Linked DNA regions of Homo sapiens: region 1 is linked to region 2. Evidence: chromatin contacts called from ENCODE Hi-C or POLR2A ChIA-PET data. All regions are on one chromosome and are shown on one strand. The core of a region is the stretch at or near the end of the contact, and the rest is flanking DNA. Distances in the headings are between cores, read along the strand shown. Region 1 holds the start of LDB3 (LIM domain binding 3). Region 2 overlaps LDB3 (LIM domain binding 3).

The links. Hi-C counts contacts between places; a loop is a spot of excess contacts on that map. ChIA-PET counts read pairs that join two places held with the same protein, here RNA polymerase II (POLR2A). Pooled maps may share reads with other maps.
Region 1: a map with no recorded cell type shows a loop between it and region 2 (4-fold over the local background). The contact joins the promoter of LDB3 here to the enhancer-like site in region 2. A Hi-C loop is called at or near these places in 1 of 168 maps with a recorded cell type or tissue (lower leg skin), 3 of 37 single-sample maps with no recorded cell type and 1 of 50 pooled maps. POLR2A ChIA-PET finds 5 or more read pairs at or near these places in 4 of 52 experiments (A549, H1, Panc1 and 1 more).

The regions. Positions count from the first base shown.
Region 1 is chr10:86,667,110-86,672,644 of GRCh38, forward strand. It overlaps LDB3 (LIM domain binding 3), which reads left to right and starts at 1,402. Exons shown (of 14, transcript NM_007078.3): 1 at 1,402-1,461; 2 at 1,560-1,675. The coding sequence starts at 1,583. RefSeq lists an enhancer at 1,533-1,582.
Region 2 is chr10:86,710,337-86,716,006 of GRCh38, forward strand. All of the region lies in intron 9 of LDB3 (LIM domain binding 3), which reads left to right. Among named protein-coding and RNA genes, the nearest start is that of BMPR1A, 43 kb to the right of the region's middle. RefSeq lists enhancers at 452-1,071, 1,072-1,691, 2,236-2,285 and a silencer at 806-1,495. Within about 2 kb of position 1,520, at least 35 of the 41 ENCODE cell types and tissues checked have a DNase peak (open chromatin) inside an H3K27ac peak, as active enhancers do.

The DNA.
Region 1 (5,535 bases), core at 152-2,651, 43 kb before region 2:
GGGAAAAGGACACAGGTCTTTTCCTGACTTCTTCCACTTGATAGTTTTGTGACTTTGGGCAAGTGACAAAACAACCCCGTAATATGGGTGATCCTACCTTGTACCTTGCATGTGCCAGGCCCCAGGAGTGAGGCTAGAAGCTGAGAAATGACTCACACCCAGGCCTCTACTGACTCCTCAGGGTCCAAGCCAGACCCCTCCAAGAGGGCCAGCAAGCAGCCAACCCAGTTGCCTCCCCTGAGCCTCAGTTTCTCCAACCAAGGAGCCAGGGTGGGCCTTGATCTATCTCCAGACCACATAGGGGCCTGAGGTCTTTCTTGGGGAAGGGGTTGGCCCAAAGACCGCACTGGCAGAAGTCCCAAGGTGCTGAGGCCCCCATCCAGAACACACTGTCTCTGGGGTACAGGCTGAACATGCCACACGTGCTTCCCCCTCCCTGCCCCTCCTGGCCCTGTGTCTAGCAGCTGAGCAAATGGCGTCTCCTCCCTTCTCCCTGCCCCCTGCCATTCCTGCGCAAAGGGCACGGGGCCTGGCGTGTGGCACTGGCAGCTGGAGCTTTCCATGCTGCCGTCAAGTTTTCCAGAGCACAAAGACAGGAGAGCCAGGAATAACTGGCTGGGCCCCCAGAGGGTCTGGAGGGGATGGGCCTGCCTCAGACCTGCTTTCAGACCCTATGCCAAGGGGTGCAGGCAGAGGGCCAGCTGCCCAGGACCAGGGCTTTGGGAGGCTTCTGTGGCTACTGGGAGCCCATTATCTGGCATGCATTCTGTAGGAATCAGCCCAGGCTCCAGTGTGACCTGGGTCCACTCCTTGTGTGACCTTGGAGAAGTCATTTAACCTCCCTGAGCTTTGTCTCCTGCGGGCCCAGGTGGCAGCTTCTCAGGATCCCAGGGAGTGAAGGGCCCATACTGAGGTTGGCTATGCCCAGAGCTGCTGTTATGATGATCGTTTTTATGGCTGGACAACCCTGGGCCAGTCACAGACCAGCTGGAGGCTCAGCTCAAGCCAAGGCACCTCCAGGGCCCCATACTGGATAAAGCACAACCCCAGAATCCTGGCCAGGGACCACACGGCAGCAAAGCCCCTACCCAAGGGAGCTCAGCCCCTGGTCTTCTGAGCAAGAGGATGGGTACCACTGGGCAGGAAGAGCGAGTGTCTACGCTCTCCAGAGGACACAGGAGCAAGGAGACCAGAGCATTCTCACCAACCAGGCCAGTTCCCCTTCCTCCCCCCTGGGGGGTGCTGGGTGCCGGACACCCCTCCCCAGGGGCTATATTAGCCGTGTGAGTCATGGTGGACCGGCTGGGAGGCGGCAGGCTGGCAGGCACAGTGTAGGGTTACAGTCCATTTATGGGCGCAGCCGAAGGCAGATATCAGTGTCGATGGCATTCGCTCCCAGCTATTCTTAGGAGCCTCTCAAGAGCTCCACGCAGCCCGGCTGGGCAGCAAGGGACAGAACAGGCAAGGCTGGGGGTCAGGGGCAGGGGCAGAGGTGTGGACCGGGCAGGCGGAGTGCCTGAGTGCCCTCTCACTCAACCCTCTCTACCCTTTGTCTGCAGAGGCGGCCGCTGACAGCACCAGCATGTCTTACAGTGTGACCCTGACTGGGCCCGGGCCCTGGGGCTTCCGTCTGCAGGGGGGCAAGGACTTCAACATGCCCCTCACTATCTCCCGGGTGAGTGCACCCTGCCACAGCCTGGCACCCGATGGGGCAGGCACGCTTGGAGGAGGGCATGTGTGTCCGTCTGTCTGTCTGTCCTTTCTGAGCCTCTCAGAAAGCAGAGCATGCCCCATCCCCTGGGACTGGCCTGGTCCTCTGGTCTCAGCCACAGCTGTTTGCTCACTGGAGCGCGCCGGCCTGTTATGCATGTGAGACATCATGAGCAGGTGGTAGGTGTTTTTAGCAGAGAAGAAAATGCTGAGTTTTCAGGCAGGCAGGCAGGCAGGCAGGCAGGTAGCTGGACAGAGAGTACAGCACCTTCCTGATCCCTTTACTGTTAGAGTGGGCTCAGGGTGCCCCCAAGCCTTGAGCATTTCCCTAGATATGGGCAGCTGCTTTGGGAAGGGAGTATTCCCAGCATGGAGAGGGCAGGTGATGGGCAGTTGGATAGATGGACAGACAGACGGTTGACCTTGGCTGCCCAGCTGTCAGAGTGTGGGGCTGGGCTGGACTGAGTACTGGGCACCTGCTCCATCCCAAACTTGAGACACCAAGACCCTGGCTCATGGGGCTGGGCGCTTCTCCCCATTCACCATGGCTGCTTTGTCTGTCTCAGGTCTTGTTCCCCACAAGTGCTGGGGCCTGGTGAGATGGCCCCCTATCCTGCAGTGTCTGTGATGGGGAGCAGCATGGCCTGATGCAGATGACACAGAACATCAGGGGTTGTCTGAGTAACTCTACCGCCTGGCTGGAGACAGCAACACCAGAGAGGCAGAAAGTTAGCCATGCTCCTGAGGAAGCACTCCAGGAGCAGGGACTGATGGGGGAACAGCCCCCAGACCGTAGTAGGCACTCCGTCAGTTTCTGTCAAACAAAGAGACTCCCCAGCAAGGCACTGGTAGACCCAGGGCTGAAGGCCCCAAGGCTCAGGGCGAACTGTGAGGCATACAGGGCAAGGACAACCCTGCCTGGTGGCTGAGCCCCTGACCGTGCTGTTCCGGGCACAAGGCCAGAGGGGGAGGCCCCCAGTCTGTCACTGGAGGGTGGTAGGTAGGCAGGGGTATCTGGGCTACTGCCCACCAGGGGAACAAGGGGACAGTTTCTTCTCTGGGGCCTTAAGGACTTGCCTTGGGCCTGGGGGCTGGAGGAAGGGGTTGGAGGGGAAGCACTGAAGTGGGCAAGGCCTGAAGGGGCTTGGCAGAGGGGCCAGGGAACCTGGGCAGCGGGTCAGGAGCCAATGCCCCCAGTGGAGGAGTAATCTTTTTTTTGTTCCACGGGTACTTGAGGGGACCCCAGAAGTAGAAGCCCCACCCAGGGATGCCGTGAGAGCCTTATAATAGCCATAGAGGCCACATGCTTACAGGAGGGGTGCTGGCCTGGCTCTGGTGCAGGGAACAGGCCCTGACCTCCATCCTTCAGTTGCAGATGTGGCTTGTTCTAACCTGGAGATTCCACCCCTCCAGATCTACTGCCCTGGAGACCACAGGGTCCTGGGCACCCACAGCCTTGCACACTTTGCATGAGGTGGTGACCTGTGAGCATGTGAGCCCCAGTGGATTTCCCACTGCCCTTTCCCACAGCTCCCCACCCCCATGCTTGCAGGACTCCTTCCTGTATAAGGTGGAGCCTCTGTGTGCTCTCTCATGGGCCCTGTGGCCTCCCCTGCCTGGGACTGAGCCCACATCTCCCCCAGCTCCACCATCTCGAGGCCTCCTGCTGGTGCTCCCTGCCCTATCCCTATGGGTGCAAATTGGCCACTGGGCTCAGTGGCACTCAGGATAGCCAATGACCTCACCCAGGGTCTATGTGCCACCTGGCCCCGGCCAGCCAGGGGCTTAAATGGCAGCCCAGAAGCCTTAAGCTAGATAGCAGGAGGAATGTCCTTACTCTGGGGAGGGGGTATGCAGGGATGTGCTGGATCCAATGACTGTGGGGACTTCTAAAAATAGAACCCGAAGCTCGGGCAGGGCACCGGGGGATGGGCATGATATGGCCTCTCGGCTTCCTTTAGGGGCATACCCCAAATCACCTAAGCCGCGGAGCAGGCTGGACTGGGTACTGGAGCCTTCCCCAGGGCTCGGAGCCTCTTGAGAAATTTTGGTGGTAGGCTGCTGATAGCCTGGGCTTGTGTCCTGGTTCAGTGCCGCTGGCAGGGCAGGCCTTGTGGACACAGCCCTGCCATCCCACCAGGGCTGTAGGATTTACTGCCGGGGCTCGCAGGGCCCTTCTGCACCAGGGACATCCCCCTACGGGGGAGGCATGGCCAGAGCTCTCTGGAGGAACCCCACTCCCACCCCAGCCAGGACCTGAGCCTGTGCCATAGGGCACCAGAGGCAAGAGTGTGTGACCCTGTGGGGTGGGCAGGCAGGCGAGGCTGGGATCGTTACCTCGCTTCAGAGCCTGGCAAACTGAGGCTCGAGTCTGCTCACAGGACAGGGATGTCCATGGGTGGATCTCCTGTATCCTGTCACCCCTAACTCCCATGCTGGCTTGCTCACCCCTCTAACTGGGACTAATAGAGAGGCACTGGGGAGGGTCTGTCCCCTCTCAGCTGCAGGTGTGTGCTGCAGCTCCTCCTGGAAGGACACAGGCCACCTGCAGGCTGGGTGGTGGCTCCCGGGGGCTCATGGCAGCAACTTTGGGGCAGCAGCAGCCCCTCAAGGCATCCCTTCATAGGGTCTCTGCTTGCAGACCCACAGAGAAGGGAGTTCAAGAGGGAGACTGGGAAAGGAGGGTGGCGGGGAAATGCCTTTATTTATCCTGGACAGGTGTGGCTGGGCCTGCAACATGAGCTGCCCTTTCACCCCACCCCAGCCAGTTCTCCAGGAAGTGGAGAAGGGGGAGCAGCCCAGAGAGGGAGCAGCTCCAAAGGCCTCTGCCCTGGCAGCTGGCCAGAGGCTGGGGCTGTGGTCTGGGGTCTCACCTCTTCATGCCTCTCATGCCTCCGCCTTGGGGAAGAGGAGTATGCTTTGTTAGGCTCTGCTGCTCTCAGCTGTGTCACCTCAGAAGTCTGTTTACCTGCTCGGCCTCAGTTTTTCTCACCCTTAAAATGGGGATAGCAGGCTGGGCGCGGTGCCTCATGCCTGTAATCCCAGCACTTTGGGAGGCCGAGGGGGCAGACCACTTGAGGTCAGGAGTTTGAGACCAGCCTGGCCAACATGGTGAAACCCTGTCTCCACTAAAAATACAAAAATTAGCCAGGTGTGGTGGTACATGCTTGTGATCCCAGCTACTCAAGAGGCTGAGGCAGGAGAACAGCTTGAACCCAGGAGGCAGAGGTTGCAGTGAGCTGAGATCGCACCACTGCACTCCATTCTGGGGGCAGAGTGAGACTCCATCTTAAAAATAAATAAATAAATAAACAAATAAAATGATGCCTTCCACACCTGTGAGAGCTCTTTCTAACAGGCACTTGTGAAAACTTTCCACCTGTTGTCTACTGGGACTGGTTGTGAGACTGGTGGAGTCGGGGGCTGAGCCTGGGCCCAGGAGGGGCCTGCCTGTCTACTGGAAACCCTCTCTTCCTAGGGTCTCAGCCACCCCGCCTGCAGGCTCACCTGGAGCACCAGCTCAGAGGCCTCTTCTCTGTGGGTTTCGGTTCCAGTATTTATCAGACTCTCCCAGCTGTGGTGGGAACATGCTGAGGACAGAGGGTCTCTGGGGAGAGGAAGGGGGACAGGCTGAGACTATTCTGGGGTAGCTGTGCCGGCAATTCCTGGAATTTCGGGGCCGCTGGAGCACGCAGTGCTGTTTCTTGGGCAGCTCTTAGCAGTGCTGACAGGCCGTGCTGTTTATAGCCGCACTGAAGGTCAGGCAAGCCTCCGAGGGCTTCAGTGGGGCTGGCAGGGGCCTCCCTGCAACATCTATCAACAGGG
Region 2 (5,670 bases), core at 270-2,769:
CCCAGCACTTTGGGAGGCTGGGGCAGGAGGATCGCCTGAGGTCGGGAGTTTGAGACCGCCGGGGCCAACATGGCGAAACCCCATCTCTACTAAAGATTCAAAAATTAGCCGGGCGTGGTGGCACCCACCTGTAATCCCAGCTACTCGGGAGGCTGAGGCAGGAGAATCGCCGGGAGGCCGAGGTTGCAGTGAGCCGAGACTGCACCATTGCACTCCAGCCTGGGCGACAGAATGAGACTCCATCTTCTCTGTGTCATGCCAGTGTGCGAGATTTGGCCGCAGCCATGGGGGTACAGAACAGCACATAAGGAGCCTAGACTCGGGAGCAGGTCCTATCCAGGCGCAGGGAGAAACCCCAGGGAAGTTTTCTCTGCCGCTGGAGCCCAGGGAGATGAGACAGGCACTGAGTCAGGGCAGGCCTTGCTTCGGGGCGCTGGTTCATGAAGCTCGCTCTGACAGCAGGGCTGAGTGTGGGCGGTCGAAGCGGCTTTTGCCCGAGACAGAGGCCGGTGCCACGGCCTGCTCTGCTCTCGAAGGCAAAGTGCCTCATCCATCCAGGCTGCGCTGTTCATGGACACCTTGTGTTCTGGGGATGGAATGAAGCACCCAGCACAGCGTCTGTCACACGGGAGGTGCCCTTCTCTGTCCCTACAGAGAAGGGGCAAGGATAGACGGTTCTGAGGTGAAAACTCCGCAGGGCGAGGTGGCATTTTGCAGTAGTGAAAAGCCTTAGATGGAGCAGTGGGAAGAGGCTGCCCCTGCAGAGACTGGGAACACAGGGAGGGGAGGCTGGAGAGGAGTTGGAGGAGAAGCGGCGGGTGGAGGCGAGGCCTTGCCGGGGCACAAGGAGGACATTTCCGTCTCTTCCTGGGGAGGCGCTTCTGGCACCTTCCGGGGCGGCCTCCGGCTGTCTTCGCCCAGCCCGCCAGGCGGCGTCAGGGCTCCGGGGGCGCGCGGCCAGCCCGCCCTGCGTCTCCTTCCTCCTCCTTCCCGGGCTGGGGCCCAGGCGAGCGAGACGGGCCGGAGCCGCGGGCCCCCGCGCCGTTCCCAGGCCGCGCAGACATTAACTCATTCCTGCCTAGGGGGAAAGAGGCGGCCGGGCGGGCGCGCGCTGGAGTCGGCCTGCCTCCACCTCCCTCTCCGGGAGGCCCGGCTGCCAAGCGGAGTCCGGGGGCGGCTGGCAGGCGGCCCCGTATGAAGTGGGGCGTGTGGTCCCGAGCCCCCCTCCGCTCCCCTTCCCTCCAGGCTCTTCGGATCCGGGCGTCAGAGAGGGCGGGGAGCCCGCGCGGGACCCGGAGCGCCGCGGCCGCAGCCGCAGCTCCCCCCGGGGCCTCCTCCGGGCCGAGGGCGGCGTTCGCAGGCCGGATCTTATCGCTGGCGCCCGAGGTGGGCGGCCGCTCCCCGGAACACCTGAGGCCCGGGAGGGGGCGGGCGGCGGCGGCGCGGAGACCCTGCGCGCGGGCCGGGGACGGTCACGTTGGCCCGCGGGCCGGGCGGCGGCCAGGCGCTTGCGGAGAGCCGGGCCCGGCCCGGCGTGAGTCAGAAATCACCTTGTTTAATTACATATCCCCGAGCCCGCCGAGTGCGATAGGGGACTTTTGAACTTGCCAATTAGAGATGAAATATCACCTTCTAATTTAGACTGGCTTAATTCCGTCACGCAAAAATAGCAACAGCCCCGGGGCTGCGAGATGGGATATCAGGTCTCTCCTGGCGTGACGGCGAGCCAGGCTGAAGGATGCAGAAGCTGAGGGCTGCGAAGCGCCACTGCCTGCTCGCCCCCCGACGGAGTCGGGGTTGCGACGGGGGAACGGAGCTGCCGGGCCGGGCCACCGAGGCCGGGGAGGTTCCTTCTCTGGGTGGGTTAGCCCCAAGCAAGGAAGCCGTCAAATCGGGGTCCAGATTCTAGCCTGCCTCTGTGAGACCTCTGTGTTGTGGGGGCTGGAAAAGAAAAGGAGGTGGATCCGGGAGTCTGTAAGGCCTTCCGATGGAGGGAAGCGACTGCCAGGCAGGGGGAATAGGGTTAGTATTGCTGGAGGGAGGCAGGAAAGGTGGGCCAGGGCCCTGTTTACTTGAAAGGGGGCGTACTAAAGCCTGTTTTGCTGCTTGGGGAGTTTCTAAGCGGGCATCTGCTGTTGAGTCTGGCAGCCTGAGCTCGTTTCGGCTAAGCAGTTCACCAGCTGGATGACTTGGAGGCAGCCATTTAAGCTCTCCAAGTCTCAGTTCCTCATCTGTAAAATGGACTTGCAAATATTATCTGCCTCCTTGGATTGCAGCGAGTAATAAGGCACGTAAAGGGCCTGGCATGTGGAAGCAGTCATTTTGGTGAAGGCAGCACCACGCAATAGAAATTTCCTATTAGCCACATTTTTAAAAAATAAAAGAAAGCAAGTTAAATTCATTTTAATATATTTTCTTTGACTACATATATTTAAGATATCAGGCCGGACGCAGTGGCTCACGCCAGTAATCCCAGCACTTTGGGAGGCCGAGGCGGGCGGATCATAAGGTCAGAAGATCGAGACCACCAGGGTAACACGGTGAAACCCCGTCTCTACTAAAAAAGTACAAAAAATTAGCCGGGCGTGGTGGCGGGCGCCTGTAGTCCCAGCTACTCGGGAGGCTATGGCAGGAGAATCACTTGAACCCAGGAGGCAGAGGTGGCTGTGAAGCCGAGATTGCGCCACTGCACTCCAACTTGGGCGACAGAGCAAGGCTCCGTCTCAAAAATATATATATATATATATAATTTCAACATATAATCAATATAAAATAATTATTAATGTGCCTTCAAAATCTGGTGTGTGTTTTACACTAACGGCACTTCTTGGTCGGACTAGCCACATTTCAGCTGCTCATCGGCCACGTAGCACTATGTATTGGACACCGCAGGATTAGGGCTTCTGGTCTTAATCTTTTTATTTTTTGAGATGGAGTTTCTCTTTTGTTGCCCAGGCTGGAGTACAATGGCACGACTTCGACTCACTGCAACCTCCACCTCCCGGGTTCAAGAGATTCTCCTGCCTTAGCCTCCCGAGTAGCTGGGTTTACAAGGCGCCCACCACCATGCCCGGCTACTAGAAGTTTTAGTAGAGACGGGGTTTCACCATGTTGGCCAGGCTGATCTCGAACTCCTAACCTCAAGTGATCCACCGGCCTCAGTCTTCCAAAGTGCTGGGATTACAGGCGTGAGCCACCGCGCCCAGCCAATCTTAATCTTTTTTAGCAGAGAATTGCACTTCACAAAGAAAGGAAAGAAAATGTTGCACAGAACCCCCTTATATATAACAGAGGGATGAAGCTGCTCTGAAGTTGTGCTAGATCACCTCTCCCTGCTCTCTGTCCCTGGTGGTGTTCCTGGAATCACTTCTTCCCCCAGCATTTTGATATTCTCTGCAAAGTTGTTAGGGAGGGTGACAATACCTCAAATTTGGGCTGTACACATTTACAAAATCCATTCACTATGTCACCCCAGCAGGTCCCCAGCATGCCCTGTGGGGCAGGCAGGGTGTCAGGCATTCCACCACCACTGAATAGACCTCAGTCTCAGGTTATCTGACTTCAGGATGTTCCATTTCCCTTCCCTCCTCTCCCCCAACCCTAGGCGCTACCAGTCTAACTGGGCTGGGCTTCCCTAGGTGAGCAGCAGGCCATGAGACAGGCTGACAGTACATCTGACCCTGACACCCAGGTTGCCCCCATCCTTGCCATCCTCACTCACATTTAGTGACACACTATGCCAGGTACTAGGCTACGCTCTTTATATTTCTTACCTTCCCTTAATCCTCATAATAACCTTGTGAGATACTAAGAATCAGTATTGCCAGTTTTAGATGAAGAAATTGAGGCCCAGAGAGGTTAAGGAACTTGCCCAAGGACACAAAACCAGGAGGTAGTAGAGCTGGATCCTGCAGCCAGGGCTCTTGGCTATGCTATCAAGACTCCACAGCAGGGGGTCTCCTTCATGTTGAAAATGACTCCTCCCTGACATGTTGCACTGAGATTTTCTAGAAATTGGACTCATATTCTTTACAGAGGCAGCTTGGGATGATAGAATGAATGGATTTGGAGATGTATTCCCACTTACTAGCTCTGTCTGAGCCTCAGTGACCTCAAGTGTAAAGAGGGAATAATGTGAAGACCGATTCAGATGACAGATGCTATGTGCCTCGTTACCCCTAAAGGGGAGGAAGATTCCTTATGGAGAAGGTATTATCTTTTTTTTTTTTTTTTTTTTGAGATGGAGTCTTGCTCTGTTGCCCAGGCTGGAGTGCAGTGGTACGATCTCGGGTCACTGCAAGCTCCGCCTCCTGGGTTCACGCCATTCTCCTGCCTCAGCCTCCTGAGTAGCTGGGACTACAGGCACCCGCCACCACACCCAGCTAATTTTTTGTATTTTTTTAGTAGAGATGGGGTTTCACCACATTAGCCAGGATGGTCTCGATCTCCTGACCTCATGATCTGCCCACCTCAGCCTCCCAAAGTGCTGGGATTACAGGCGTGAGCCACCATGCCCAACCGGTATTATCTTTTGAAGGCCTCACTGGCAGGATGGCTCCAGGGCAGGGCTGTGGAGGGTTTTATCTCTTCTTCCTTCAACAACATGGATGGATCCTATCTACCTGGTCCCTACTCACCCCCAGCACAGGGATTTCCAGCTCACCCAGCTCTGAAGGGTGGGTCACCTGGGAGTGGAAGGTGCAGAGTGGGAGCCACAGGCTGCCCCAGGCGGTCCAGGGGAACCAGGTGGGAAAGAGAGACTGGAGATGGGGCCAGGGTCTTAGGCCCTAAGGAAAACCTTCCTCTCCAGGTTGAGGCTGGAGTATGGGGTGGGGGGCAGAGGCGGGGTGTGGGTGCAGGGACTGCCTCAATGCAGTCCATCCTGCCCATACTGAGCTCAGGAATGGGGAGGGAGGCTGTGCTGACATGCTTCCTAGGGTTGGGGGAATGAGGCCTCTTTGCTGAGGAGCAGACTGAAATGTGGTGAGGCTTCTGGAACCTCACTCACTGGAAGAGGAAGCCAGCTGGACCTTGCCTGCAGGGTGCAGCTGGGTCTGCCCTGGCTAGGTGTTGAGGGCCCAGGCGGGAGAGGGCTGTGGGTAAGCAGTGGCAATGCTTTTTCTGTGCTGTGAGCCCAAAACGTTTTTCTGCTCTCAGGGAGCTGGAGGAGGGGGTGATAGAAGTGAGGTGGTGCATTCTCTTCCCTGTGCTCTGACTGCCTGGGCAATCTTTAGACAGTCACTCAGACACACTCTCAGCTTCCACCAAAGCGATGTGGGAGTACAGGGGTCCCCCAAGGCAGCCACGGGCCAAGTGAGCAGCTACTTCTAGGCTGTGTCACCCTAGAGTCTCTGCCCAGCACCCTCTGAATGACTCCTTCAAGATCCCCCACCCTAATCAAACCAAGACGGAATTGCCCCCCAATACAAATCAAGCCAAGCTGTTTTTCAAGAAAGTAATTGTAGCTAAACCTGAAACCTGAACCTGAAAACCCAGCTACCAGGTCACCTGTTTTGTCCTGAGGGCTGACCTAGGTCCAGGTTCAGCAAACTTATGCCAAGGGAGGTATTTCAGATGTCAAATCACTGGTCAGAGTGCAACTGAAAGCATCTTGCAGTCAAAGGCGAGGTGACCCACTCCCACCTCTCCCCGCCCAGGTACCCCCACCCC